3 separate regions of the Homo sapiens genome follow, and all the other regions are linked to region 2. Evidence: chromatin loops called from intact Hi-C (ENCODE). Cell type or tissue: adrenal gland. All regions are shown on one strand.

Region 1 (8,000 bases), 400 kb before region 2:
AACACCAGAAGGCTCACGGTCAGGCACAAAGTGAAGCTGCCCTGCAAGTATGCAACAAAGGGGTTCAACTCCCCCAGTCACCAGCCCCTCAGCCCTTCAATACACACACTCCTTGCAGACTGTCGGCTACTCTGAGCCCAGCAGCCCAGCCACGATGGCTGGCTGTGCCACAGGACACTTTAGTGATAATGTGGCAAACTGAATGAGGCTGGACACAGCTGTGCAATTAATCAAGTCTTTACTGACCCCTTCTCTCCTCTGGCATAGGGCTCTGCCTTAAGAGTGACAAGAGAATAAGTTTCTGTCTCATTGGGCTCTCGAGCGACTCTCAGTAAAATCACGTGAAAAAAATGACTGCCTTGGGACTTCAATGTCAGTACACATTATCATGCCATGTAAGTCCATGGTGACTTCTCATTTCCCACCCAACTCCATATATCCAATCCCATTGATAGCTGCATGTGACAGGTACTTAATTTGGAAGTGATAAAAGTATCATTTCTCATTAAACTTTCAAGGAAGGGCCGTTGTGGTATGGGTCACTTCTTCTGATCATTTTATTTGATCTGGGTTTCTGCCCCATGGGGTTGAGGTGAGAGAGATGGAGATAAGGATAGCAAAAAGTTTAAGGTCCACCTGTTTACCTTCTTAGAGCAGACAGAACTGGGCATTTATAAAACACACACACACACACACACAAACCAAAACACCCAAGTGCGTAAGGTCATTTAATCCATCCATCTGTTGCCAGGTAAAACTAGACTTAAATACATTCATTTTTCTTAATCTTCAGAGAAAGTAAACTCCCCTGAACGGTTAAGTGAGCATCTCATCCCACATGTTTAGCCACAGGCATGAAATCTACTCTTCCCTATTGTGTTTGAATACTGAAGCCACTAGCCTCAGATCTGCCCTCTAGGAAAATGAGAACTACTCATGGTCACTCCCTAAACTTAGAACAGATCTTCTGATTCAAATGCAAAGCAGAAAATCAGAAGAGAGAGGGAGGCAAAGGATAGGAAAAAGGCCCAGCTAAGCAGTTACCAGCCAGGTAACAAGCCAATGTACAAGCGCCTCTTCAGCACCAATGCTAACATACCATGCGCCCTAAGTCCCTAAGGAGGCTATCTTCACCAAAACCCTGCAGGTAGAAATGTATATCATCTCCACTTCACAGCCAGGGATACCGAGGTTCAGAGACGTTAGACTTAACTGAGATCATCCCAGAGCACATGTTCTTTCCATGTTACCCTGCTCCCAAGATCCTACCTTGGGAGGATCTCACAACCTTGCTGGGGAGATGAGTTTAACACACATGAAAATGTAAAGCAGCTATCAGTACACAGACCTCAGCTATAAACGAGATCATAGAAGAGCTCCCTGGAGCCCTGGGTGATAGAGGAAGTCTTCTTAAAAGACGAGCTCATAAGGCTAGGTAAGCCCGAACAGGTGGAAATCAGGAGGGATACCTCACACAAATGAAGATTAGGGTGGGAGTGTGTAACGTGTATCCAGGAGGGAAGGGTCACTCTTGCTCCAGGGAATGGTGTACAAGGTAACAGGCCTGGAAAATTGGTTTGGGGCTAAGTGTTAGGGAGCCTTGAATATTGGTCTGAGGAATATAAACTTAATCCCTTGGGAAATAGGCAATACACTAAAGATTATAGAGTGGAATAGTAATTCAAAACAGATAAATAAAAGCCTTCCTCCTCCTTTAATTCCTGGGGGCCGCTTTTTTGCCTGGACCTTCCCGTTTCCAGACCAAAAACTTTCTGAGGTCCTGCGTTTGAGGATTACTTTCAGCTGTAAAAGAAATCCAGCCACAATGGCTTCACCAAATAGAGGTTTGTGTTGCTCACATACCAAGAAGTCCCAGGTAGTCCATCCACGGCTGGTGAAACTGCTCTCAGAAGTCATAGAGGACTCAGGTGGTGCCTTCCTCCACCACCACAGGGCTCTTATCCTCAGCCCATGGCTTCCCGCCTCAGTGTCAAGTTGGCTGAAGCAGCTCCAAGTACCAGGTCCGTTACTCCAGGTCAGAAAAGGAGCCGCCTTTTAAAAGCATCCCAGGAAGCCCCACCCAGAGACTTCTGCTTCCGTGCCATTGGTCAAACTAAGGTCATGTGGCTGCACCTATCTGTAGGGTGTCTGAGGTGGTAAGGTTTTTGCGTGGACACTGTTGCAGCCTCAAACAGAATTAGAATTCTGATAGTATGAGTGGAGGGGGGAGATACTGAATTAAGCAAATAACTGGTGTATCATCCCTAATTCCTTAGGCCCAGCTCCCACTCCCTTCCTGAGCTGCTGAGCCAGAAAGCCTTGATGGGGTTGAAACCATCAGATGGAGCACAGCCGTAGCCAATCTGGGCCGGGCCACTGCTGCACTCTGCTTTAAGGAAGAGTACTGCATACCACAGCAGGGAGGTCATGGTTTTCCCTGGCCACACGCCTGGAGCCACTCTGCCTTCATCCTCCTGACCTCTGCCTGAAGCCCATGACCTGACACAATCAGGGCAGCAGACTGGGAAGGGCACTCCTCTCTGTGCTGGGTGCCCTCAGCAGAGCTGCAAGGGGAGGCAAGTTGGACTCCAGAGCCCCTTCCCTTCCTGATCCCAGATCCCACAGAGCAGAGCCCAGAGACAGTCAGGGGACTGTGATCATCCTATGGACACCAAGCTGCTAAAGTCTATGTATAAGAGATTGCACTCATTGCAAAGGACCACTAAGCTTCAGCCCAAATAATGAAGCACTAATAGTAAAGTTTCAGGCAGGCTTAGGGAGAGAAAGATGGGAAAATCTCTCCTGTTCCCTAAATGGAATATTGTAGGCTGCCCTCCTGAGCCCAAGGACAGGACTACAGTTGGAGAGACTCGGGGGCAGGAGGGTTAAGCCTTGATTCCAAAGGCCACTTTCCTGCCATGTCTATTTCTAGTCCCAAGTTAGCAGATGACTTGTAAGTAAGCAAGTCAGTTAAGTTTTCTAGGCTTCATTTGGGCGACCTCTAAATTATCTAGACTCTAACTCAGAAAAAAGAAGGACCAAAGTCTAGAGATTGTTCGAGAAATTCTGATTTAATTGATCTGAGATGACATCCAGAGATGATTTGTTAGCCTTACAAGTGCCCCAGTTGATTCTAATAAGCAATCAGGGTTGAAAGACCTAAATCCTTGCTCTTCAATGTGTGATCTGTGGATCAGCAGCATCGGCGTCTTAGAAATGCAGCATCCCAGACCCTGCCCCAGACCCACTGAAGCAGATGTGGTTTGACAGTACCCACCAGCCCCCAGCAATTCATATGCATCTTAAAGTCTGGGAAGCCTGTTATAGGTGATGAGACTCAATGCAATCTGTCCTGGTCTGTCCTGGGCTAGCGCGGTGGCTCACGTCTGTAATCTCGGCCATTTGGGAGGCCGAGGCAGGAGCCCAAGAGCTCAAGACTAGGCAAGGCAACATAGGGAGATCCCATATCTCCAAAAAAAAAAAAGCCAGGTACGGTGGCATGCACCTGCTGTCCCAGCTACTGGGAAGGCTAACAAGGGAGGATCACTTGAGCCTGGGAGGTTGAGGCTGCAGTGAGCTGTGATCGTGCCACTGCACTCCAGCCTGGGGGACAGAGCAAGACCCTACCAGAAAAAAAAAAAAAAAACAAAATCTGTTCTCTTTATGAAGACAATGCTCTTGGCCAGGAGGGTCTTCTAGGGGGAATGAGAGGGAGAACAACCGAGTGCACAGCCCTTCAGAAGTGCTATGGGGTTTCCATTAACCTCTGCCGCAGGCTAGGGGTGGCAGGAGCTTACTGTGCCACATCAGGAAGCTGAGCCTGTGGCAGCATATCTGCCCCTCCTCCCTTTCACCAGTTCATGCTCTGGGCTTCTGGGGAACCAAATGATTTCACCCTGCAGGCCAGGGCTGAGCAGAAAGTTCCAGAATGCCCTCAGGCCTGTGTCTGCTTCTGTCCCTTTTTTGATCTGACTCCCACGTGTAGCTTTGGGGAAATCTTGCTAATATACGTTCATTCATTATTTAAAGGTTGCTGCTGTTCTTCAGGAAGGTTAAGCATGATTAAAAGATGGGATTTTTCCACAGGGCACAGCAGAAAAGCTAGGGCTCCCACATTTTTAAGCTGTTTTGGCCAAGCCTTGTTGCATAATTCAAAGTCTGTGATTTACTTAGATTTAATTAGCCAAAGGAGCAGCAGCTGCAGGTTCATTAGTTAGTATTTATTAAGCGCCCTCAGAGGGCTTTTTAGGCTCTTAAGAGTGAAGTGGAGGATGGGTTTCGGACTTGCAAATTTCTTACACTTAAGTAGGAGGGGATTACAGATAGCTTCAGGAGGTAGGCATTTTTGTTCCTCAAAGAGAGCAAAGGGGTGGCATCAAAAGGCCTGAGCTCGTGGGGCAAATCCTACAAAGGGCCACGAGTCAGAGAGATGTCAGTCCCTCACAGGGTTATAGTGACAATTAGTGAGATAACAAGGTGGAGGCTGGTGGTGAATAAGAAGCTACACAGATGAGAGGTATCAGCCAGAGCAGGGAAGGGAAGTGACTGCTAACCTGAATTTCAAGAACTGGGAGAGGTGGGGAGGTCCGGCTCCTGAATTTGTGGGCCCAGTGCAAGAGGACAATGCAGTGTCCCATCATGAATTCCACGACGGTGACAGCAGAGCATTAAGCCATGTGGAGAGCCCCCACTGAGAGCAGGGCCCTGTGCCACTGCCCTGGCGGTGGATGACGGAGACCCCAGGGTTAAGGGGCTTTTGTGGTGCCTCTCAAATCTCACCCAGAGAGTGACTATCCTTGGCCTGTACTCCATCAACAGGAGGGAGGGAGGGAGCAGGCTCTGTGCATTTTGCAGGGGCAGGGACCGTTGGAGCAGGCCATTGGAGGAAGGAGTCTGGTGGCCCCAGGGCAAGTGGCCCCTGCATGCCTTCCAGCTCTGGGCGCAGAGTCTGCCTGCAGAGGCGCCTCTTCACAAGCAGGTCACGCTCTAGGCTTCCAGCTGCTAATCACAGGGGCTCTCCAGCTTGGGTGCATTTCCTCCCTCTGCTCCTGGCTTCCGCCCCAGTCCCATTCAGCTGATCATTCTCCGCTGGGCTAGAAAATCCAAAAATAGAAGAAAGCTACACTTTTTACCCCCTTGAGCCTCTTGTATCAAATGACACAGTCACTTTGCCTCAAACTTTTCATCAAAGCAGCCTTTGTAAGGTCCTGGGGCAGAAAGCAGGCCTTGGAAGACAGCCACCAGGAAGCCATGCAGAAAGTGCTGAGCAGGGGGACCCTTGGTGGAGGAGGTGGGGAGGGCAGGGTTTCAGGAGCTTCCCTCTGCCCCAGAAAGAGCCAGTGACAGACACTTGCTACCATGGGGCAGCTCTTCTCTGAGCACCAGCTCTAGCTTCAGGTCTTGGAAGTGCAAGAGCAGCAAATAGTGTGGCTGCACAGACCACCCATTGCCAGGGTTCAACAACCAGACCACAGAGCTCAATCAGTGATTAAGGAGCAATGATTGATCAATCAAATAAACAGAAGGAGTGTAAGAGACGATCTGAGAAAGGCTCTGTGAGCTAAAGCATTCTGTGACGGCTTCTTGAAAAGGAAGCTCACCCTTGCCGAATACCTAGGATGTATTGTACCCTGTCCAACACTCTCATGTCATCTATTTTATCCCATAGCCCTCCATGAAGGAGCACTGGTACGCACTAGATTAATCTGCCCAGGCTGCTCTAACAAAATACCACAAACTGGGTGGCTTCAGCAACAGATGCTCATTTGTCCACAGTTCTGGAAGTTGAAAGTCCAAGATCAAGGTGTTGGCAGGTTTGGTTTCCTCTGAGGCCTCTCTCGGCTTGCAGATGGCTGCTGCCTTCTCACTGCATCCCCACGTGGTCTTCCTCTCTGTGTGCATCCCTGGTGTCTCTCTGAATGTCCAAATTTCCTCTTCCAAGGACACCAGTCAGATTGGATTAAGCCCTCATTTTAACGCCATGACTTCTTTTTTTGATTTCAATAGTTTTTGGGGTACAGGTGGTTTTTGATTACATGGATAAGTTCTATAGTGGTGATCTCTGAGATTTTGGTGCACCCATCACCCGAGCAGTGTACACTGTACCCAGTACGTAGTCTAAAGCCCCTATCTCCAGATGAGGTCACATTCTGAGGTTTCGGGGGTTAGGACTTCAACACTTGAATTTTGAGGGGAGATAATTCAGCCCATGACGCCCACTTTGCTGATGAGAAATCAGACTCCGAGAGGTTCAGGAATTGCCCAAGCTTGCTCAGCCAGGAGGTACCAGAGACCAAGTGTGGCAAGGAGCTGAAAGATGATTGGAAGAAAACAAAGAACCGTGCTGCGTCTCATTCATTTAGGTTTGTGAACAAAGGTTCCGAGCTGGTTTGATAACATGGGAAGAGAACTGCTACTCCATTTCAGATGGCATTGTGTGGCCCCCTGTATATCTCTCTAGATATGTGTAGCTGGGGTAGTGGCTCCAGAGTTTTTCTGCTTATGAATCTACCCTTTTATTCTAACTGTTCCCGTGTTTCTTTTTTGTTTGTTTTGTTCTGTTTTTTTGAGACAGGGTCTCGCTCTGTCACCGGTGCTGGAGTGCAGTGGCGCAATCTCGGCTCACTGCAGCCTTGCCCTCCTGTGTTCCCACACTTCCCTCACCAAGCGCTAAGGAGGAAAATGTCTTTGAGAGGGGACAGATGTAAGGCCTCACTCACTGGCCCACCTGACCCACACACCTGCCATTTCATGAGTGGCAGCAGATCTATACTCAAAGGCCTCGGTAACTCCCTCTGGATCCCACCCCATGTCCTCTCCTAGGTCCCCTAAGACGGGAGAGTCAGTCTGTAACTGGCAGCCTGGGGTCTTCCCTCTTCAATCTGCTATGCCTGGCTCTTTTTCTGAAGACCAGGTTGGTATGTCCACTCTGAGACAGGAGTAGGTATAAGAAAGAAGAGGGAGGTGGTTGGGTAAGAGAGAAACCCTATACAGTTCACTCAGGCTGACTTTCACTTCTGAGCAATCTCCATAGCCTCACATACATAAAGCCCATAATATTTGAGCTAGCCTGAGTGGGTTCCAAGAAAACAATGATTGGAAGACTCTGGAAGCACAGTAGTTGGTAGAAAGCTCACCTGCTCTCAGGTATCAGGCCAACTTCAAAAGAACTCCAGATGACTGCCCTTAAGCAAACTCTATGCACTGTGGGAGAATCCTTGTTCTCAAAACAGATCAGTTAGGAAACTGAGCATGGTGGCTCATGCCTGTAATCCCAGTACTTTGGGAGGCCAAGGCGGGCAGATCACCTGAGATCAGGAGTTCAAGACCAGCCTGACCAACATGGCAAAACCTCATCTCTACTAAAAGTACAAAAATTGGCCTGGCATGGTGGCATGCGCCTGTAATCCCAGCTACTCGGGAGGCTGAGGCAGGAGAATTGTTTGAACCCAGTAGGTGGAGGTTGCAGTGAGCCGAGATCGTGCCACTGCACTCCAGCCTGGGTGACAGAGCAAGACTCCATCTCAAAAACAAAAACAAACAAACAAAAACAGATCAATTAGGGCCAGGGTCAGAAGCTCAGATGCCAGGAGGGCCCAGGTGGGCCAGATAAAAGTGGGAAGCTGGCCAGGCATAGCTGACTGGAAAGGAAGAAGCCGTAAAGCAGGAAGCCTCTACTCCTTTTTCCCTCCTTCCCATCTTCACCATGTGGAGATACATGCCCCATGTCCAACTCAAGGGCAGCCAGAAATCCAGACTTTTATGTGATACCTGCTGATTTTTAAATGTTGGTTCAATTTTCTTTAGCCACTATACAGACCTAACAAAAGTCCACGGGGCCAACAGCTCACAATCTCTGAACTCGAAGTGTTATTTCCTTTATGATAAAGTCTCTGTTTCACTCAGAGACACGCTGGGGGATTTCGTTAAACAGAAGACACTCCTAGTACAAAAATAGAATGTGATTCACTCTCTAACAATGTTTAAGCACAGAAGCCGCA
Region 2 (8,000 bases):
CTGGTGATCTCAAAGCCCAGAGATGACCATGGTTCACATTTTAGTACATGACTTCCCAGTACCAGCAGTGTGTAGAGCATTATATTGTGAGCATTTTCCCACAGCAGCAAGCATTTTTGAACAAAATGATTTTTTTGTATTTCAAAATGTGGATGAATCATAAATATCTTAATCATGGAATCTCTAAGGCTGAAAGAGTTTTTAATGGGTGTCTATTCTACAGGTGAGTGGAGTGGCAGTAATAATTGGGAAATGGTGGGAACTCTGAATTGCAGTGGCATACTCCTTTAAGAAAGGGAAGGAGCCAGGCACGGTGGCTCACACCTGTAACCCCAGCACTTTGGGAGGCTGAGGCGGGTGGATTGCCTGAGCTCAGGAGTTTGAGACCAGCCTGGGCAACACAGTGAAACCCTGTCTCTACTAAACTACAAAAATTAGCCGGGTGTGGTGGTGGGCACCTGTAGTCCCAGCTACTTGGGAGGCTGAGGCAGGAGAATTGCTTGAACCCAGAAGGCGGAGGTTACAGTGAGCCAAGATTGTGCCACTGTACTCCAGCCTGGGCAACAGAGCAAGACTCCGACTCTAAAACAAAAAAAGAAGAAGAAGAAGAAGAAAGAAAGGGAAGGTAGCTGCTTCTACATTTCCACAAAGCCCAAGGTTGAGAGAATCCACTTTGAAAGCTAACTTTTTCTCTTTTAAAGGGAAGATACTGTCTTTCCTGGAGCTACAAGGCTGGACCCTTTACCACCTTCTTACTATGAAGGCTGGATCTGGCTCAAAGCCCCTTTTCTCAACTGCAGCCCAACTGCTGCTGAATTTCAACTTCACTTAAACTTTGGAAAGGTCCGGGGCATATTTTCAGCTGGGAGAGGTTTTCTTTTCCTTTATTTTAATCAGCTCGTAAGTCTATAAGCAGCTTGGGCAGTAAAGTTCAGACTTTGAGAAACCAAAAACTAAACCACCATTTGCATTCACACCAGGGTGGACAGTCTCAGCTCTCAAGAATTTTATGTTTGTCTTGGAAAAAACTGAGAGGCTAAGTGCAGCCAAGGGAGTGAGAAGGAAATGATGCTTCAGCCTGAGTGCTGCTTTTCTCTACAAAGATGGGGGTGACGATCAGAGAACCATAATGCAGGCAAGGAATCCAGTCAAGGAAGACGGTAGCTGTGCAGGTGGTTAGTGTGAAGGATGTGAGACTATCCTGCATGGCCCTCGATGTGTCTGGGCAAGGGAATTCACTAGCCCATCTGCCAATGGCGACCTCCAGGGCTTGACTTGGTCATCATCCTCAGGAGATTCCCATGTGGGTATTTAAGCTTTCCAACTAAACTTTAAGCTTTGGTTAGGAATTTTGTCGGTTTGGGTATTAGGTTTGTTTTAACACCACCTGCCCACCCAGGTCTCTGTACACAGGCTTTACTGTCATGGGATGGGATGGGGGGAAGCGCAGTTGGCCCTCTGTATCTGTGTTTTCTACATCCGTGGATTTCAGCTAACCACAGATCAAAAATATTCAGGGGAAAAGTGGATCGTGTCTGTGCTGAACATGCACAGACTTTTTTTCTCAACATTGTTCTGTAAACAATACAACTTAGCAACTATTTACATAGTATTTACATTGTATTGGGTATTATAAGTAATCTAGACATGATTTAAAGTACACAGGAGGATGTGTATTGATTATATGCAAATAATACAACATTTTTTATCAGGGACTTGAGCATCCATGGATTTTGGTATCCACAGTGTCCTTGGGGGGTGGGTCCTGGAACCAATCTGCTATGGACACTGAGGGACAGCAGTACATCGAAAGTTTTTGTTTCTGCCTCGTTTAAACACCACATGACTCTGAGCAAGTCAACTTCTATGAGCCTTGGTTTCCTCATCTGGAAAATGTTTGTGGTGTAAGCTTATGCCACATGAAATACAGCTTGTTAAACTGTAAAAGATTACATAAAGTTACCATTATCCTTCCTGCTAAATGCTAATCATCCACACTGAGATTTGAATTTCATCATGAAGTATGTTCATTTCATTTCATTCTCACCCTGGTAAGTTCCTAAGGAGAAAACATTATAGGAAACTTCTAGAGCGAAAGAATAAACTACTAATCACTAGAGCCTAGCACTGGGCTAGATGCTTTCTCATACTTGAAGACTCATTTATTCCACAGCTCTGTGAGGTTAGAAATATAATAATCCCCTTTCAGATGGAAAGAAACAGGCTTGAAGTGAGTTTCAGTGATATCTTCGAGGTTACCCAACTGAAGAAAAGTCACAGTTCTGTGCTGGTAAAGTGACTCTGAAGAAAGAGAGAAAAAAAAGCTTGCCCATTACTGTGGTGTAAATGCTCCCACTGTGGCTGATTTCATGCCCACCGGTATGAGCTAGCCTCTGCACACTACTGGAGGAGCTGCATTTGAATGCAAGCTCAGGTTTCCTAATTTCGGGTAAAGATCATTTCCTGAGCCCAGGGCAGTGACACTCCTCCCCAAGCAAAGAATCCCCTCACACCAGGAAGGACCCAGAGCTGGTTGGATCACTTAGGCCTCCACCCTCAGACCAACCTAACCAGATCCTCTGAGGCAGGGGCTGAGGATCTGCATTCTAGACAAAGACCTATACGTGCACTGTAATTTAGGTACCACCCAGCCCTCAGCACCAAGATCAAAGGCCTCTCCCACTCCTGTCTCCCAAAAGCACTGCAGGGAGGAGCAGACATGTCTCAGGAGACAGAAGACAGCATTCTGTAGCTGTCCCCTGTACTGGAATTCTGATTGGGTTCCTATGGGCTGAATCATGGTGGTAAGCTGATCGCTCTGTCTCTGTCATTAAACTCTCTTTATGCTTATGCTGCTTTTCACCAAATCTAAGATTCTACTGATTGTAAGTCACATCATTACTTTTTTTTTACCATCAAGAAATAAAAACTGTTGTCAAAGATGTTAAACTATGAAAAAGTACATCTAAGAATCATGAAATATGTTATCAGTGGGTGTATATACACTCCTTTATCTCCCAGTTTTACAATAGCACAGTAAATATTCTATTCTTTGAAGCCTGAGGTTGGGTCTTACTCATCTTAATTTATGTCCTCAGAGATCCAGCAGGCTTGGTTGAATGAATACATGCCTAGCAACATATCAAAATAGACAACTTATTAATTAGTCATCAATAAATGCCCCAGGTTTTGCACCAAGCACTTTCTATTTAATTTCCATAACAACCCAATGAAGTAGGTGCCAGACTTTCTCCACTTTACAGAAAAGGTAACTGGGGCTTGGAGAGGCCATGTAACTGGTAAGAACCCTGCCTGGGACTTGAATCCCAAGTCTGAAGCTCCTGATACCATTCACAATATGGAGAGATCCTTGAGGATATTGAAATGTTTTCACCAGGCCGGGTGCAGTGGCTCCTGCCTGTAATTTTGGCACTTTGGGAAGCCAAGACAGGTGGATCGCTTGAGCCTAGGAGTTCTGGGCAACACAGTGAAACCCCGTCTCTAGAAAAAATACAAAATTTAGCCAGGCATGGAAGCATGTGCCTGTAGTCCCAGCTACTTGAGAGGCTGAGGTGGAAGGATCACCTGAGCCCAGGAGGTCGAGGCTGCAGTGATCTGAGACCACTGCACTCCAGCTTGGGTGTCAGAGTGAGACCCTGTCTCAAAAAAAAAAAAAGTTCACAACATAGAATGGTACAGCACTACTATCTTAGTCTGTTTCTCAAGGCTTGACAATAAATAAACCTGTTTGATTTCTCTTTGGTGCTTGTGTTGCAAGAGGATGGATAACATTTTACAAAGCAAAGTTACCTTATTTTCTCACCTCCTTTGGACTTTTAGCTTTCTCAGACTTTTTGAAGAGGAATGGTAGCAGGAGAGTTTTCTCAGCTTTGGTAACTTCTGGAGGACTTGCTGAAATTAAAACTTAAGGATTCATGTTCCCATGGAAGCCCCAGGGAGCAAAGCAGTCAGCGCCCTCCCTCTCTCTCCCTCGGGGTCTGGCCCTTTCAATCTACCCGGTTGTCCAAATTCAGATTGTGTGCCATTGAATCCCACGTCGCTCATCTGCTCATCCCCACACTCACTGCCGCCCCTGGGGTGGCCGTCTCCGCTGGTTAGCCATCCTCATGAAAGGGTGGGGAAAATGCCTTTTCCCGTCTGCTCAGCTGCTACCAGTTTGGAATTTTTCAGGAGGTATTTGTATTGGTGCAAGAAAGCACAGTGGCAAGGGAGCTGACAGGGCGTGGATTCCCTCTCCGAGGTCTAGGTGCAAACTGCTTTGGACACTTCAGGGTTTACAGGGTCCACAGCACCACCATCACCTCTCCCTTGTCTGACCATCACTTATGTTTGGGGAAAGGCTAATAATTCCTTTCCCCAAAGCAGGTAAGTCTGAGCGTTTTGATTCTTTTCACATTCTTATTCATTTTCGAGTGATTTTGGGGTGTGTGTGTGTGTGTGTGTGTGTGTGTGTGTGTGTTGTGGAGTTTTTCTGGTGGCCATTTTATACAGGGAGAGGTGAAGAGGAGTCATTCCTGGCATTTGCAGGAATGAAAGAGAAGTGACACGTAAAAACCCTGGATGGGATACTAAGGCCTGGAAAAGGACATTCTGTGGGACACTGCCGCCATCTAGAGGTTCATCTGTAAATGACAAATGTATTAAGAGAACTAAGGGGTTCAATGATTGTCAGGATTGACAATAAAAATTTCGGCACAGTGAAACCCCGTCTCTACCAAAAATGCAAAAAAATTAGCCGGGCGTGGTGGCAGGCGCCTGTAGTCCCAGCTACTCGGGAGGCTGAGGCAGGAGAATGGTGTGAACCCGGAAGGCGGAGCTTGCAGTGAGCCGAGATTGCGCCACTGCACTCCAGCCTGGGCGACAGAGCCATCACTATTTTGAAATTACAGAGATTGAGCCCAACACAGTGGCTCACTCCTGTAATCCCAGCACTTTGGGAGGCTGAAACAAGCGGATCACTTGAGGCCAGGAGTTTGAGACCAGCGTGGCCAACATGGTGAAACCCCATCTCTACTAAAAATACAAAAATTAGCCAGGTGTGGTGGCACACAACTGTAATCCCAGCTATTTGGGAAGCTGAGGCATGAGAATAGCTTGAACCCAGGAGGCACAGGTTGCTATGAGCCGAGATCCCTCACTGCACTCCAGCCTGGGGGACAGAGTAAGACTCTGTCTCGAAAAAAAAAAAAAAGAAAAAAAGAAATGACAAGAGATTGGTAGACCTGCTACTAGATCTTACTATGCTAATTAGGAAGCACATATATTCTGACAAAGGCTTATAAAAAGAAAAATAATAAGCACATATGTTACTAAATCACTCATTTTTAAATATTTTGATGCTTACATTTCAATATGATTAATTTCTTCGAAATCCTTTGTTTTTTATTTTATGCATTTGAAAACATTGTTCTGTAAGGGGGTCCACACACACAAAAGGTAAAGGATCGCTGCTCTGGAGTCTCAGAGAAGGGACAGGTGACCATGGCTGGACAAGGCAGAGAGGGCTTCCCAGATGAGAAAAGACACAGGACTTTGCACTTTATTAAAAGAGAGCCCCAGGAGCTCTCTTTTAATAAAGAGAGCGGTGGCTCATGCCTATAATCCTGGCACTTTGGCAGGCCGAGGCAGGTGGATCACCTGAGGTTAGGAGTTCAAGACCAGCGTGGCCAAACATGGGAAACTCCGTCTCTACTAAAAATACAAAAAAAAAAAAAAAAAATAGCCGGGCATGGTGGCAGGCGCCTGTAATCCCAGCGACTCAGGAGGCTGAGGCATGAGAATCACTTGAACCTGGGAGGCAGAGGTTGCATTGAGCCGAGATTGCCCCACTGCACTTCAGCCTGGGCGACAGGATAAGCCTCCGTCTCAAGGGAAAAAAAAATTAGCTGGGTGTGTTGGTGGGCATCTGTAATCCCAGCTACCCTGGAGGCTGAGGCAGGAGAACTGCCTTGAACTTAGGAGGCGGAGGTTGCAAGCTTGTAGTAAGCGGAGACTGCGCCACTGCACTCCAGCCTGGGCGACAGAGCAAGGCCCTGTCTCAAAAAATAAAAAATAAAAAAAGACAGCCCCAGGGCAATTTCAATACAGGCCTTCTCTGAGGAAGCAGAGCCAGGCCTTTAATCAAAGTGTAAAAATAGAAAGGTTTCTGTGACTTCTCCTATGTCCAACCTAGAAAGTGGTCTCTTTGGCAAGAATCTGAGAAGGTACTTCATACTAAAGGATAAATGACTAGAAACTTTCATTTCAGGAGGATTTTCATTTAACAAGACTCAGAGCATTTATTTATTTATTTATTATTTTATTTTATTTGTTATTCAGACTAGGTCTTGCTCTGTCCTCCAGGCTGGAGTGCAGTGGTGTGATCACAGTTCAAGGCATCCTCAACTTCCCAGGCTCAAGTGATCCTTCTGCCTCAGCCTCCCAAATAGCTGGGACCACAGGCATATACCACCATGCCTGGCTAATTTTTTATTTTTTGTAGAGACAAGATCTCACTATGTTGCTCAGACTGGTCTCAAACTCTTGAGCTCAAGCAATCCATCTGCCTTGGCCTCCCAAAGTGCTGGAATTACAAGCATGAGCCACCACACCTGGCCTATTTATTTTTTCCCCTGACTCAAAACATTCATGAACACAAAGGACTGGCCCTCTGTGGGGGGCGTTTGGTTGTATGGCAAACTGCCTGATGCTCTGGGCAAGGTCAGCCTCCCCTTGAATCATACTGTCCCCGCCAGACCTGCCCGTGTGCATTGATTAGGTTTTCTTCGTTAAAAGAAATACAGAGGCCGGGTGCGGTGGCTCACGCCTGTAATCCCAGCACTTTGGGAGGCCGAGACGGGTGGATCATGAGGTCAGGAGATTGAGACCATCCTGGCTAACACGGTGAAACCCCGTCTCTACTAAAAATACAAAAAATTAGCCGGACGTTTTGGCGGGTGCCTGTAGTCCCAGCTACTTGGGAGGCTGAGGCAGGAGAATGGCGTGAACCTGGGAGGCGGAGCTTGCAGTGAGCTGAGATTGCGCCACTGCACTCCAGCCTGGGGGACAGAGTGAGACTCCGTCTCAAAAAGAAAAAAAAAAGAAATACAGAAACCAAGCTGGCCAGAGTTAGAAAAAGGCAAGTCAACAGGAGCCTTTGAATCCAAGGGAGCATGGAACCCCACTTCTCAGAGCAGTAGGAACTGGGCAGCTCAGGCCTCTTGGGGATAAGTGTTGTGGGACCTCTCCAGAGCAGAGCTTCTCAAATTTAAATGAGCATGCAAATCACTGGGGATCTGTTGAAAAGTAGATTCTTCAGTCCTGTGGGATCTGGAGGAAAAAAAAGTAGATTCTGACTCAACTGACCTGGGTGGATCCTGATGTTCCACATTCATAAACCCCTGGGTGACACTGCTGGTGTGTGGCCCACACATTGAGTAGCAAGGGCACGGAGCTCTACCACTCCTGTGCCTTCCCATGCCTCCTGCCTGCCGCTGTGCTTCTCAGGCCCTGTCAAATCCCAGGGGAGAGTATGTGTTGGCCCAGCTTGGGTAGGCATCCAGGCCTAGCTCTGAAGCTGTGGTCAGTGAGGCTGGGCAGGTCTGATTTCTTGGAGGGGATGAACTGTGAGAAGAGCAGAGAGGGAGGCACACAGGTGCCCGAGCTGTAGCCTGGAGGCCCCACCTTGAGGCAGGGGAGGTGGTCAGCTGTGGCCTTAGACTTCCCCAGCTGGACTCCATGCAGTTACCATCAGCCTCTGCTCCACCTGCGCCACCTTCTTCCCGTCCCGTGACCTGCTCCAGGACCCCAAGGCTGGGCTGTTGACGAGGTTGTCATGGATGGGTTCCTGGGTTCCCATTAACCCACAGGCTACAAGAATAGGCACTTCCAAAACCCTTTAAGAAAAGACCAGGGGCACCTGGCTTAGCATCCACCACATCTTTGTCCCTTTAGAGACGGTTACCTTGTTCCCTTCTCATACCGGCCAGAGCCCAGGAATT
Region 3 (8,000 bases), 330 kb before region 2:
TATGATAGTACCTCCTTGTGGGGTTGTTAGATATGTTGGAGCTTCCCAGCTCCCAGATAAGGGATTTCCTCAGCCCTCAGGGCAGCTGGGTAGGGCCTGGGACAAGCCATGGCTCAGGTTGTCCTAGCTTGAGCAGTCTCACCTCAGGCATGCAGCAGTGGCTCCTCTACTCCACCCGATGTGTGCTGAACACATCATCTCATTTTCTCTGTGTGCCATGAGGTGAAGATTTGGGAAGCATTGACCTAAATGAGTTCCAGCAGGCAGAGGGGTGTGGAGAGCTCATATTCTGAGTGGGAAGAATAGTGTAGGGAGGAACGGCAGAGGGGGTGACCCCAAAGCGTCTTTTTATGGACCCCAGATCCCTGCTATCAGTGTCAACATGTGGAGCAGGGTTGATAACTAAATTATGGAGTTTTTCACCTGGTGACTGACAACTTGGTAATTAAAGAGATATTAATCTGGTGCTGTGTTGCTGGTTGATTTTAATAGAAAGAAAAGAATGTGGGGAAAGGGGTCTTTATTGCTGTCTCTGTTCCTTTTTGAGTGAATGGTGAGAGCACTGAAGCAGCCGCCTCTCCAGATCCCTAGATTTTCCTGCTCTACTCAGGCTCAGGGTAGACTGAGGGGCTTAAAAGTGGCAGGCTCATCATCAAATGACATTTTTACAGCACATAAAGCATGTCGCACCTGGTACCGCCTTGAGTTCCCTCACCTGCTCTGTGAGTAAAGGAAGCCAGTGGTGGCTGTCTCATTTTGCAGATCTGGGGAGGTTAAATGACTCGCTCCAGGCCACACGGTTGGTAAAAGGCAAAGCCGAGATCACCAGGCAGGCTGTCGGACTTTAAGCCCTGGGTTCTTGATGTTAAGTCACTCTCCCTAATCATCTGGCCCATGTTAAATGCCTCTTTTATCACATGCACTGTTGTTCAGCGTTTCATGTAAAAGGTACATTCCAAGCGTATCGCTTTTCTAGCTAGAAGAGATGGTGGAACATTGTGTATAGGTGGAACACGTAGGGACGGCTGCTAAAACGGCTCCTACAAAGACTTCTGCCCCACGTGACGTTACGGGTGTTTTGTCACTTTGTCCCTAAACCACCATGCTTCCTCAAAAAGGAGCAGGCCCGAGGTGGCGCTGATGGCCCCATTGCTCAAGTACGTGTGGAAGAAGCTCATGCCATTTGCCTAAAGCTGTGGCCCCTTCCCAGAAGAGAGGGACAGGGAAATGCTGTTTGGGGGGCTGCCAGGCGGGCCAGCTTTAGCCTGCAAATGACGGGTGTCGTTTGTGTCCCATGGGGGCTACCTCAGGCCTTTCCTTTCTCCCTTCAAGGATTTTCTTATTCAGGGGAAGCCTACCTCTGCAAAACTGTTTGTCCCTCCTTCATCTGAATATTCTCTAAATATGGCGCAAAACTTCCTCTGCCACCTGCTGCTCATATTGTTTGCCCTCTTGGGCCATCCCCATTGCCACCACCTCTGCATGGGCTCCCAAATCCTGCCTGGCTGCTTCCTGTGGTGGCTGGCAAGCCTAGAAGAGAACATTCATCCAGTCAGTCAACATACATTTCCTGAGCACCAGATCTGGGCCAGGGGCAGGTGTTAGAAGATCTGTCAGGCACAGGCCTGGCCCCCAGAGGCACAGTGTTTTGAAGGGTAGGTCAACCATGAGTGGTGGGAGGGCAGTGGGGCCTATTTATTGGGGGCACAGAGGAGGAAGGCTTATCCTTCCAAGGAGGTGAAATGCTAGTAAGAGTTAAGTTGAGTAAGGTTGTTTCCACGAAAGTTGTTTTTTAGCTGGAGAAAGTGATCAGTTTGGATTCTTACACGTACTAGATGCTCAGCGAGGCCTTGAATGGTGGCACTGGTTCTCAAAGTGTGATCCTCAAACCAACATGGATTTCCTGGGAACTTGTTAGACATCCAAATTCTTAGGCTCTATCCCAAATCCTCTGAATGAAAAACTAAGAAATCTCTTTTATAAAAGCCCTTCAGGTGATTGTGACGCAGGCTAAACTTTCAGAGTCACTGAATTAATGACTGTGCACTTCTGTACCTGCTCTTTGCAACCCATCTCCACCCCCTGCCCCCTCCCTCCCTACCACATCCACCGCTGTCTTACATACACACTGTCCCTGGAGTGCAGAGAACATGACTTATTTTATTCTTTTTTTTATTTTTTCAATTTTTAAAAAAATGTTGTGGGTGTATAGTAGGCGTAAACATTTGTGGGGCACATGAAATGTTTAGATACAGGCATGCAATGTGAAATAAGCACATCATGGAGAATAGGGTATCCATCCCCTCAAGCAGTTACTCTTTGTGCTACAAACAATCCAATTACAGTCTTTGAGTTATTTTTAAATGTACAGTTGCATTATTATTGACTATAGTCACCCTGTTGTGCCATCAAATAGTGTCATGTCTTTTTCGAACTTTTTTTTTTTTTTGAGACAGAGTCTCGCTCTATCGCCCAGGCTGGAGTGCAGTGGCACGGTCTTGGCTCACTCAACCTCCACCTCCTGGGTTCAAGCAATTCTCCTGTCTCAGCCTCCCAAGTAGCTGGGACTACAGGTGCCCGCCACCATGCCCAGCTAATTTTGGTATTTTAGTAGAGACAGGGTTTCACCATATTGGCCAGGCTGGTCCCGAACTTCTGACCTTGTGATCCGCCCACTTCAGCCTCCCAAAGTGCTGGGATTACAGGCGTGAGCCACCGTGCCTGGCCCTAACTATTTTTTTGTACCCATTAACCATCCCTACCTCCCGCCAAACCCCCAACTACACATCCCAGCCTCTGGTACCCATCCTTCTACTCCCTATGTCCATGAGTTCAATTGTTTTGATTTTTAAGATCCTACAAATAAGTGAGAATACGTGATGTTTGTCTTTCTGTTGCTGGCTTATTTTACTTAATCATCTCCAGTTCTATCCATGTTGTTGCAAATGACAGGATCTCATTGTGTGTGTGTGTTTTTTTTTTTTAATTTATAAATTTTTAAACCCCCAGCCCCACAAAACACACCCCCATATACCCTCATTTCTAGTTCTTTACACATGGTTGAGATTATCCGTAATTACTGGAATGAATTGAATGATTCAGCCATGGGTGCTCCCTATCCAGTTCACCTGGTGGAGAAGGGCCGCAGTGCTATCAGGAGAAAAAAAATGGAAGCAGAATTTTTTGTGGGGTGCCTTGGCTCCATTAGTGTGCTATGTGGCCTAGGGCTGTGCGCCCAGTAGGCTCTGCAGGTATTTCTTGATGCGGCCTAAACACCAAGCTATTTCTCTCCCGCATATTAAGGGGCTCGATAGACAGGACGCCTGGACAGGGCTCTGTTCATTGTGGCTGAGGTTAGCACTCCTCTGGGTGGTGACAGACCCTGTCCCTGAGAAGGATGGCAGCTTGGTTTGTGCTAAATTAGTTCCAAAGCATCAGATGGGCAATGACGTCCTTTCTGTGTTAACATTCCCCAGGCGGGTCACAAGGAGTGGCTGAAGGGAGAGGAAGGGCTGTGTTACTCAAACACCCATCTTGCCAGTAATTACTTCTTTCCTGGCTGACCTCTGCTTTCTGTGCAAGTGTTCTCCCCTCCCTTTATTCTCCTGCGCCTGCTCTTTTACATTTTTTTCTTTCTTTCTTTTTTTTTTTTTTTCAAATTTGTTCCAATCTAGAAAACCCATCCTCTTTCAAATGGCATAATGGTTGGGATTATAAATGAGTTGGCTCAAAGTGTGCCCCCTCTAGGAGCAGCCACTGAGAGAGCATTTAATTTTGAGCATCCAGTTCAATTAAAATTCCATTTAATCCAGCTTACTTTTCACAGAGTTGTCTTCCCCAGTGAGCTGATTACCTGGAGGTGTTTCCACCAGCCTCCTTGGCCCTGGAGGAATGGGGAAGGGACTGGACACGAGGAGGGACAGAGCAGGCAGATGGGGGCTCTGCTTCCTTCGGACAGGGACTTCGTCCAACAGGCGAGAGCTTTGGGTATTCATCCACTGCAGAAAGTGAGAAGTCCAACTGAGGCTGAGGCACCCCATGACCTCCTCACCTCTGACTCCGGCCCTCTAGTGGTCGAGTCCCTCCTTAGAATTTCCACTAAGTGAATTGTCTCCAGGCTGCACTCTAGCATTTGGTTTTATTCATGTGTAAATCTTTGCTCCCCATGCAGATTGTAAACTCTTCCCCTTGCCGTCCCTGCAGGACTGCACGTAGCACATAGCACTTTGCACAAGTGTTGGGGGCCCCAGTAGGAACTAGGTGTGTGTTAAATTTAGGGGAGTCTGGTGGTAAGATTATTATGGAAAGAACCTTTCCCATCACTTTATATCATATCCATATTGGCTTTCCTATCAGCTCATTTGAGAGGAAATTCTGACCTGTCTGGACATTATTGAGTGGCTTTAAAGCAGGTTATAGGTGGCGATTTGAATACATTGACCATTTAAGCAAAGTGGGACTCATTTCTGGACTCACAGAGCTCATTAAGCAGACAGGCTGCCAGGTCTGTTTGGATGAAATACTGGCTATGCGCATGTACTGTTCTCCAGCAAGTCTAGACCTGTAGGAGTCCTTCACTGGGCTTTATGTCAGGTGTGCTTCCAGAGTGGCCTGTGGCCCTCTGTGATAAGTCGGTAGGAGGGGGACATGGTGAGGATGCTGACCTGCTCACTTGTGTCTTGACTGGGAGACCGGAATGCCTCCTGTTGTCTGAACAAGCTAGTATGGAAGTAGCATCTAGGCAAGCTGGTGTTAAGACGCAAGTAATTACTCAGAGAAATTGCTGGTGTGTCAAACTGCTTGATATGTAAGTTTCCTCCTCTTTCCTTTGTTTTATTTTTTGAGGCATAATTCAGAGAACACTTTCATCACCCCAGAACGAAACCCCATACCCACCGACAGTCACTCCCCACCATTCCTCCTCCCCCGTCTCCTGGCAACCACTAATCTGTCTTTCTGTTTCTATGGATTTACCTATTCTGGACATTTCATATTAATGGAATCCTGCAATGTTTGCCCTTTGTGTCTGGCTTCTTTCACTTAGCATAACGTTTTCTAAGGTTCATCCATGTTGTAGAAGGTATCAACATTCCATTCCTTTTTATGGCTCTGTGATCTTTCTCTTTCCATTTTATTCCTGCCCCCGCTCTTTTTCAGTTGTTCTTCCATGGCCATTCTTTCCCGGGCTCTGGGGACTATTTTCAGGGTTTCAAGGTACAAAGTGAAGTTCTGCTAGTTGTGCACTTGTGGTGCTGCCTTCGCCCCTGGCTCAGGTAGAGGCGAGGGCTGATCTCTTCTCTACCCTTCTGATATTCTTTTTCTTAAAAAATTTTTTTAATTTTTTTTTTTTTGTTCCTTTTAATGCTTGGGTCTGGACCTTCCAGTGTTCTTGTTTTCTCTGTGCCTCTGTTCATATACTCTCCCACCCCAACCACACCCTAATAGCTTTATTTATCAAACATATAAATATCCATTAAACATAAGAGTGAGGTGAGGAACACAAAATTCCATCCGATCGGGTTCTTCCCCCGTAGGAGTTTACAGTCCAGTTGGAAGATGAATAGAGCTGGCCAGAATGCAAGTAGAAAATGGGATGTGCATATAAATCATGAAATGTGAGTGAGGAGTGTTAGAAAGGTGCCCAACTACCCGGCTGTTTGACCTGAGCTTCCCAGATAGGCAAGGTTTCTGTGGGGCCGTTTAGATTCAGAAACAATTTTATTGGGGCTTTCAAGGACCATCAGGTACATGGGTCTGATTTATGTTAACTCGTAAGAGATCAGCCTATAAATGAGGTTGCCAAAGAGTTAATCTACCATGTAGCCCCAGTGGAAAAATGGACAAGACATAAACCAATAGCTCACAAGAGAAGAAAAACAAATAGCCAATGAAAACACACTCTGTAAAGACATGTGAATAAAAACTTTGTTTTTCAACCTATCAAGTTGAAAAGGAGAAAGGAAAGTAAATACTCTCTGCCCCATTTTTGGGAATGAAAACTGAAACAACCAGTTTGGAGGTTAATTTGCCAAAGACTCTTTGGTTTGCAGTGATCTGATTTTATGAATTTATGCCTAGAAAACATTCAGTGTACCCAGAGATTTACATAAAATGATATTCTTCACAATGTTATTTATAATAGTGATAAATTATAAACACATTGATGCATAGTAAAAAGGGAGTTGCTAAATCACAGAATGATTTATATTAGAATAATCACAGCCATTAAAAACTGCCTTCAACAAATATTTAAAGAAATGTGAAAAGGCTAATGATGTGTTAAGTGTGAAAAAGCAGGAATCAAAACCATATATATATGTATAGTATGATTAAAACTTTAAAGAAAATGCACATGTATAATATGCAGAGGAAAAATCAGAACAAAATAGTCAAAATGTTAAAGTGGTTGGTTCTAGGTGGTGACCATGAATAATTTTAGAAATTTACTTCTTTATACTTTATTGTGTTCCCTAATTTTTTTAAAAAAACTCATTTTTATCAAACTTCTATATGCAGATGGTTTAAAGAGTCAGCAGTTCTGGAAGGAGTTATTATGAAGAAATAAAATATTCCTCTTTACTTCTCCTGCAGAAAAGACATTTCCCACTACCCTGAGACAACCACTTTCAACTCTGCTGTTTATTTTGATAACAAATATTCTCTGTTGAATTCACATGATGACTGATGAGGCCTGAGCTCCCTTTCACACATATCTTCCACTTCCTATCCACCTTTCTGTAGGAGCTATATTGTAATTTCAGTTTGACCACTGATCAGTGTTTATATTTTTATGACTATTCACAGCTGAGCCATGTAGTGTACTATGATTATATTTTTTTTCTTGTACCACTTTCTGTTTCTCAAGTGAACAATTATCTTGTTGCTTCTCTTACTTGGTTTTCACTGTATGTCTCAGCTATTTCATGCAAAATTCACCCTCCCATGCAGCAAGTCATATCAAGTATTCTGTCAGTTTCTTCTTTTGCAGCCATCCCTCCTGCACCTTCTAACCTGCTGTAGCTGGGCTGGTGCCTCTTGCCTGCTGCACAGCTGTTATCCTGGGATTTCCCTTCAGGTTTATTAGGATTCTCTTTGCCTCTATCTCTTGTATTAGATCCCTGTTTCCAGGATCTCAGGTCTTACTGGTTTATTTCCTCACTTTGGTGGAATGTATATTTTATTAGTTTCCTGAGAAAAGAGTCATTGTAGGCAACTTTTGGGATACCTAGTATGTTTGAAAATGTTTTTATTCCTTCATACCGGACTGATACTTTGAAAATAGATTATATTTTTTCTCCCTTTGGAATTTTTAAGGCATTGTCCCATTGTCTTTCAGCTTCTATTTAAGTTGTTTAGAAGTCCCCTGCCAACCTGATCCCTGATCCATTGTCAGGAACCCATTTTTCCTCTCTGAAACTTAGGATCTGCCATTTTAACCTCCTGAAATTTCACAATCATAGGCTTTGGGGTAGGGCCTGGCTGGGTACCCACAATCTGGAAACTCATATCTTCCAGTTCTAACAAATTTTCCTGGATTATTTCTTTGGTTTATTTAGTTTCAGTCAGTCTCTTTTGTTACCCTGGAACTTCCACTATTCAGATGCTGGAGTTGCTGGAATGATCCTCTAATTATCTTACATTTCCTTTCTGTCTTTTTTCTTTATTTTGGGGAGAAATAGAAACTTCCTCAAGTTTATCATCTACCCCTTCTATTCTGTTTTTGAAATGTGATTCTATTTTTAAAGTGCCTTTTCCTGTTGTCTGGATGTTCTTTTTTTCTTTAGCATCTTCTAAGCGGTTTAGGTTTTGTTTTGTTTTGTTTGAGACAGGCTCTCACTCTGTTGCCCAGGCTGGAGTGCAGTGGTGTGATCTAGGCTCACTGCAACCTCCACCTCCCAGGTTCAAGTGATCCTCCCACCTCAGCTTCCTGAGTAGTTGGGACTATAGCTGCATGCCACCACTTCTGGCTAGTTTTTTGTTTGTTTGTTTCTTTGGTTTCT

Evidence for each region. Hi-C counts contacts between places; a loop is a spot of excess contacts. Peaks named below come from ENCODE experiments on the same cell type or tissue, not always from the same donor. Only the 100,000 strongest peaks of a DNase experiment are listed, where the experiment ranks them.
Region 1: a loop joins it to region 2, with 3 times the contacts of the local background. A loop is called at or near these places in 3 of 110 quality-filtered maps.
Region 3: it touches region 2 in a loop (2.9-fold over the local background); 14 of 110 quality-filtered maps call a loop at or near these places.

The regions. Positions count from the first base shown.
Region 1 is chr2:46,485,739-46,493,738 of GRCh38, forward strand. No RefSeq gene overlaps it. Among named protein-coding and RNA genes, the nearest start is that of TMEM247, 10 kb to the left of the region's middle. RefSeq lists enhancers at 4,301-4,833, 4,676-4,975, 4,834-5,366, 4,996-5,055, 5,166-5,215. In adrenal gland, no CTCF peak of the experiment used is centred here; a DNase peak (open chromatin) is centred at 4,813; H3K27ac peaks cover 2,737 bases.
Region 2 is chr2:46,884,579-46,892,578 of GRCh38, forward strand. No RefSeq gene overlaps it. Among named protein-coding and RNA genes, the nearest start is that of MCFD2-AS1, 11 kb to the right of the region's middle. RefSeq lists a silencer at 5,726-5,910. In adrenal gland, a CTCF peak has its summit at 4,642 (motif pointing left); a DNase peak (open chromatin) is centred at 4,613; H3K4me3 peaks cover 361 bases; H3K27ac peaks cover 978 bases.
Region 3 is chr2:46,551,150-46,559,149 of GRCh38, forward strand. The region is part of intron 2 of RHOQ (ras homolog family member Q); the gene reads left to right. Among named protein-coding and RNA genes, the nearest start is that of ATP6V1E2, 13 kb to the left of the region's middle. RefSeq lists an enhancer at 6,839-6,888. In adrenal gland, no CTCF peak of the experiment used is centred here; no DNase peak of the experiment used is centred here; H3K27ac peaks cover 3,230 bases.